2 separate regions of the Homo sapiens genome follow, and region 2 is linked to region 1. A link is a contact called in ENCODE Hi-C data. All regions are on one chromosome and are shown on one strand. The core of a region is the stretch at or near the end of the contact, and the rest is flanking DNA. Distances in the headings are between cores, read along the strand shown.

Evidence for each region. A loop is a pair of places that touch in the nucleus more often than their neighbours do. Pooled maps may share reads with other maps.
Region 2: a pooled map shows a loop between it and region 1 (8-fold over the local background). The contact joins the promoter of GCNT1 here to the promoter of KLF9-DT in region 1. A Hi-C loop is called at or near these places in 2 of 37 single-sample maps with no recorded cell type and 6 of 50 pooled maps.

The regions. Positions count from the first base shown.
Region 1 is chr9:70,412,812-70,415,818 of GRCh38, forward strand. It overlaps KLF9-DT (KLF9 divergent transcript), which reads left to right and starts at 1,379. Exons shown (of 4, transcript XR_001746710.3): 1 at 1,379-1,599. It overlaps KLF9 (KLF transcription factor 9), which reads right to left and starts at 1,846. Exons shown (of 2, transcript NM_001206.4): 1 at 48-1,846. The coding sequence starts at 552. RefSeq lists enhancers at 327-1,180, 1,009-1,088, 1,429-1,558, a silencer at 539-718 and a promoter at 895-1,697.
Region 2 is chr9:76,457,923-76,461,232 of GRCh38, forward strand. It overlaps GCNT1 (glucosaminyl (N-acetyl) transferase 1), which reads left to right and starts at 1,260. Exons shown (of 4, transcript NM_001490.5): 1 at 1,260-1,383; 2 at 2,138-2,255. RefSeq lists silencers at 1,045-1,584, 2,575-2,644 and an enhancer at 2,195-2,304.

The DNA of each region.
Region 1 (3,007 bases), core at 129-2,628:
AGGTTAACTAACCCCAGAGCTCCGGGGGAGAGGGCGACGCCGCTAACCTGTATGCACTCTGTAATGGGCTTTGAGATGGGAGGATTTTCCATAGACTTTCCCACAGCCACTGTAGGGGCACTTGTGCCTCTTTTCGGAGGCGTGTTTCCCCTTCGCAGCCACTCCAGGATGGAGGAGGGAGAGCGGGCTGGGCGCGCTGCCAGGATCCTGTCTCTCCTCCGGGCTGTGGGAAGGACTCGACCCAGATTCGGTGGTCACGTCGCTGTCGGATCCCATATCCTCATCTGGACTTTCCAGACTGTCGCTGCACACGGAGGGGGTCTGGATGGGTCGGTACTTGTTCAGGTCCAACAAGCTCTTGGCGATGGTGACCAGTGTGCAGTAATCCTTCCAGGTGTCCCCCGGGTCACCGTGCTCCTTGGTCACCTCGCGCTCAGGTAGTCGCAGCCGCTCGGCGTCCGGAGCGACCCCATGCTCCGGCACCGCAGCGCGGTTCGAAATGGAAACCAGACACTGGGCAGCCACGAAGTCCATGTAGGCGGCCGCGGACATGGTGCGGGCGACGGCAGCCCAGGCGGCGCGGACAAACTTGGCGGTGGCTGCGGAGGTTCGGCTCGCCCTGCCCTGGCCTCGGACGACGAGCGCGGCGCGGCGCGGCACGGCGCGGCGGCCAAGGGGGCGGGGGCGCGGGGCGCTTCCGACTCGCAGGAGCGCCGAGGCGACCTCAGCCCCTCATCTTTACGTAACCGGCAGCGCCTCCGCACGCAGCATCCACGGCCCCGGGCTCCGCCGCGCCGCCGCCTCTAGCCGCCGCCCCTGCCCCGCGCCGGCCGCGATCCCCCGACGGGCGCGCCGGCCCCTCTGAGCCGGCTCCCTTGGAAAGATGCCACACGTGGCGGTCGCAAGTTTATTCGACTGAAAACGCCCCCGAGGCGCTGGGAGAGGAAACTGCAAGAGAGGTGCACGCCCTCGGCCGCCTCGCCGTCGAGCCAAAGCCCCAGGACATTCACCCGATCACCCCGACGCGGGTGGCGAGGGTCCCGCCGAGCGCCAGGTCTAAGAGACACTTTTTCCCGAGTCCACTGACGGCTTCTGAACCCCTGCTCCGGCCGGTCCGCACCGTTCCGGCATTCTCTTGCTCAGTAACAATTTCGCAGAATCCCATCACGTCACAAACCAAACCCCCTCCAATTGGCCAGTGGGGAGGGTGATTCAACTCTGTTTACTTTCTCCCCCTGCCAGTCAGAACGGCCTTCGGTGGAGAGGTGCGTCTAGAACTGAGGCGTGCGGCCAATCCGACTGTTCCGTTTCGCTGCCTCGTGCTACCCCTACAGCCTCGAACACTGACATTTAAAAGGGTAACAGCTGGGAGGCAGGGAAGGGGCAGCCGCACACTTTCGGAGTGCCTCGCGGTCCCGTGGCCGGTCCGGGCCTCCTGGCTCACGTTCCAGCTTGCGGAGCTTTGGGACACATCTTTCCTAGTCAGTTGCGCTCGTTCCTATGGCAAAAGAGAACTTCAGCTTCGGTTTTCCAGCTCCCAAACAGTTAAGTGACTTCCTGCAAACGCTACAGTCCCAGCAACCAGCCTTCCAATCAAAAGTAAGTTGGTTGATGTCACTGGCATTGGCTCGGCCAATCACAAGGGCGTTCCGAAAGCAAGCGCTCGACACTTGTAAACGCGAAGAGCTGTAGTGAAACTGGACACATCTTTGTATTTTGTGTTGCTGGTAGTAAATTTGAGTTATGGATGAGAGGACAGGGGTGATGAATAAATGCAGTGTGAATCTATAATTAAAAAAACCCCATTATGTCAGGATAAGTCCAAGAATAAACACAAATGAGTAAGAATTCGTTTTGTTATATATTTTTTGGATGCAGCATACTTTGGGGCAGATGTTTAAAAATTCTTCCATCCAATACATTAACTATGACCAATTCATCTTAAAAATGCAGTGCTAACAAAAGTTCTGGTTTTACAGCATAGCCTTTTTACTGCCTGAGATTCTTCCATTGAAACATCCCATCTTTGCTTGTCATATCTCTTAATTCCTCTACTTCTCTGGTGCAATTTAGTCTAAATAAATTCTTTTAGCTTTATTTGGAGGCTATTTTTAACCCACTTTCAGAAAAACGGAGACAAAAACCATTCATTTGTGTAACTTTTATAAAAAACCCACCATTCTTAGCTCTTTTTCTTTCCAGAGCCCCTGCATGGTTTTTAGGACATGTTTCTCTTCCCTCACTTCACAAATGTGGAAACTGAGTTACAGAGAAGTGACTTATTTATCTTATTAGACAGATAATGATAGAACTCAATAGAAACCACAAGTCTCCTGATTTCTAGCTCTTTGTGCTTGCAACTAAGCCCTTTTGGTTTTGTGAAATATTAACTGTGCAGAACAGATTTTTAGGGACTGGAACAAGCTGGAAATCCTTAGCCATGGAATACTGTGGCATTACTTGGTCAACAATTAGTATGGGTCTTGGAGTCTGATTAACTTGGTTTACCCCTCCGTCTGAATTAACGATGTGGTTGTTTTCCATCTTGATAGCTAGAAAAGAATCTAGGGCTAGTTCTTTTTGCAAGAGGCATACTGTCAGCACAATTCATTAAAAATAATTCACTTTCGTGAATGTGAGAGGTACCTGATTCTATGTGATGCAGATTCGGTGAGTTCCAACCCTGACCCCCCACTGGCTATTAACCTTTGTTAAGAGAAAGTTACACCAGGTTCTGGTCTCCGAGGCAAGGGTCTCAAATTGACTCTACCAATGTGAGATCTACAGTAGTTTCTTTTGACTTTGTTTTTAAAGTGGTACATCAAAAATAATAATAATAAAAAAAAAGTTAGCCAGGCGTGGTGGCTCGCACCTGTAGTCCCAGCTACTCAGGAGGCTGAGGCTGAAGGACTGCGTCAGCCTAGGTCAAGGCTGCAGTGAGCCCTGATTACACCACTGTACTACTCCAGCCTGGGCAACAGAGCAAGGCCCTGTTTTTTTTGTTTTT
Region 2 (3,310 bases), core at 10-2,509, 6.0 Mb after region 1:
AAATCTCAGTTTTTGTTGGGGGAGGCAGAGGGAATATTAGTTTTTCTTTTCTGTGATACCCCCTACACGAAATCTGTGTACTTTTTCTCTTGTTAATCTACCTGCAGTCAATTTATTTCATAGACTTAGTTATCCAAGCCTCAGAGAGTAGAGGGGAAGTCTTTCTTCCTCTATACCATCATCTTATGTTAATTTTTGTTGACAAATCAGGCAAGTGTCAAACATATCACAGTCTAATGGCCTCTGAGTTGGATTTTTTTTTTTTTTTTTTTTTTTTTGAGATGGAGTCTCGCTCTGTTGCCCAGGCTGGAGTGCAGTGACACGATCTCGGCTCACTGCAAGCTCCGCCTCCCGGGTTCACGCCATTCTCCTGACTCAGCCTCCCGAGTAGCTGGGACTACAGGCGCCCGCCACCACGCCTGGCTAATTTTTTGTATATTTAGTAGAGACGCGGTTTCACCATGTTAGCCAGGATGGTCTCGATCTCCTGACCTGGTGATCCGCCCGCCTCGGCCTCCCAAAGTGCTGGGATTACAGGCGTGAGCCACCGCGCCCGGCCAGAATTTTTTTTAAACAACATGGAAACAAATAAGACCTCGTTCTGTTTTCTAGGAGCTAAAAATCCAACGAAAGAAGACACAGACACAATATTCCCCTTGTTACAAAGAGAACTGTGTCAACTTTTATAACTGACACAAAGATCTGTGCTATAAGGGCGGGGAAGGTTTTTTCCTACTTTCCACAGCACTGTGGATTGTTCCACAGTTTAATTTGATCTTAATTTTTATGTGGAAATACACATGAATGTAATGAGTTCTTAAATGCTAAATTTAGGAAGCAAGGTTCGTTAGGGGAGAGAAAAAAACACCTACATGGTTATCTCTAAACTTTACATATCGAGAACCTTGGAATTTAATTTTATTGTTGTTCTGTAACATATTTTCATGTTTAAAATCAGAAAAGGCAGCATTTCTCGAGTTTCCTGCTTTCGAGGAAGGGAGGCATAAAATGTTTAAAAAGACGCCGCTCACACACCTCTTAAGAATCAGAGCACAGTGAGGAAGAGGAGCGAGGAAGCACTAGGATCGCAGCGCTACTCCCAGACCACGTCAGTGCCCAGAGGGCGCCCTCGCCTGTAGGCGGGAACCGCGAGTCCGCAGCAAGTCCCCAGCCCCGAGCTCGCGCAGGTGGGCGAGGCGGGGACGTGGTGGGCGGGGCCTAGAAAGGCGGGGCCTCTGGGGGCGGCCCCGGGGCGGGCCACGCTGGTGTGAGGGCTGCAGGCGCAGCTCCGGAGCGCCTAGAGCGCGGCGCGGGGCGGGAGCTTGGTGGAGCAGGAGCGGCTGGGCATCCTCCTGAGACTCCGGGGTCAGACGCCCACTCCAGGTAACCGGCTCTCCCTCGTGTTCCCCTGCTCGGCCGCCCGGCGGTGGGGGAAGGCTGAGAAGGATGGGTGGGAGGGAGCCGGCTCTCAGCCAGTGCCCCGTGGCCCCGGGCGGGCTGGGCTCCCCCGCGGAGGAGGAAGCAGAACCGGGGTGCGCCCGGGACCGGAATGGAGCGGCGCCTCTTCCTTCCACCTTCATTTTCCGTCCGCTCAGTGGGGCTGGGACGCCGGTGCCCCGTGTCCCCTGAAAGTCACTTTCTGGCCTCTTGCCCCTGGTCCGTGTAGCTTAGATGTCGGAGGGGTTGGCTGCGGGCGTGGATAGGCAGGGAACGAACAGACTCGCTGCCATCCCATGGGTGCCAGGGGCTTAACTTCATTTAACTTCATTGAATCCTAACGCCAGCCCGGCTAAGATGCATTTTCACCCCTACTTTACTGATAAAGAGGCCAACGCTAGGATAATAAATGACTCACCCTGGAGCAAACTATTACTAATAAGAAAAGAGACGTTAGTTTAGGGGCTCCGAAGCCTCTCCTTTCCTGCTCCCTCGCTTTCCTTCTTCTCGCGGCAGTCTAGGAAACTCGCGCGCAGGGTCTATTACGAAAACAAGTGATTCGTCTTAAAAGCATTTTACCCCCTCCTAGGTTTCTCTTTCCTCTTTTTTTTAAGTATCTCAGGCAGATTCCTCCAAGTTTTGGTTATTAGGTTTTTGAAATGGAAGAAGCCCTTGCTCACTGCTTCTTTTCTCCTGGCAGCGCTTTCTGCGCAGCACAGGCACCCTCGCCTGTCACGCCTCCCTCTCCTCTTCCCGTCTCCCAGCGTGGATGAGGGCGCCTGCAGATCCCGGCTAGGGCACGGACCGCCTAGGCCGAGGTAGGTTCTGTAGGCACCTGGCATGCTGTAGATGCATATAAACGTTGCCCTGTACACCCTTTGCCTTGTTATTTCTTTCTGCAGAAAAGAGAGTCGGTTTTTTACACATAATGGGGCAAGAGGCCAATTGGGAAGATATATGGTGTTCAAAGAAAGCCGTGGTGCCTTGAGATGAGAATGCGGCCACAGCTTTTTGTGGGCTGAATTTGATGGGTGGGAGGTGAGAGACGTGGTCTGGAAGTTGTCTCTTCGTCTGGCATTCTGCCCCCCTTCCAGAGCTGTTCTGAAAGGCCGGTTTGTTTTATAGAGGGGAGGAGGAGGGCTTAGTAGTTTTTAAAGATCAGTGTAAATTACCTGCTAGGAGCTTAGGCAATTCCAGGCAGGCCCCCCTGCTGGAGGCTTTCGTAACAGATTTCAGTTCTAGCAGGGAGGAAAACTCAGACTGTGTAGATACCTGCTTTTTCTTAAAGGAATTTTTTTCGGGCCCTTAAAATGGTAGTTTTGGGAAACTGATTTCTTAGAAATGGCAAACTCCTTTATTTTAAAATACAATATACCAAACTATGAATTTACTTTTAAAAAGTTTTATTGGCCGAGAGGTTGATATTTTTTCCATTTCATGATGAGGGTTTGACGGTCACTGCCACCTCCTCTGCCCGTCCTTCAACTTGGCCCTGTAAAGGATCTCCTTAGCCTTGGCCCCAAGTTTGTACTAGATTCTATCCTTCATTAATTATAGTTCATTCTTGATTAATGATAGCAATGCTTCCACTCACTTTTTAAGGAGTTACTCCTTTTCCGTTTGTAATTGAATTGCTTAACAGTAAGAAAAACGTTTTTCCCTAAAACTGGGATCACAAAATCCACTTTATCCACATGGACTAAACAGGTAATGCACAAGAGTGCTTGGTTGGGCCCAGGTGACTGCAGAGGAACCTGCTAAGGCTGGGTGGATATTGGCCATTTCCACCGAGTATCCATGCAGGAATTCCCATTCAGCCATACAGTGTAGGCAGCTTTTTTTTTTTTTTTTTTTTTCCACGAATAGCTGAGAA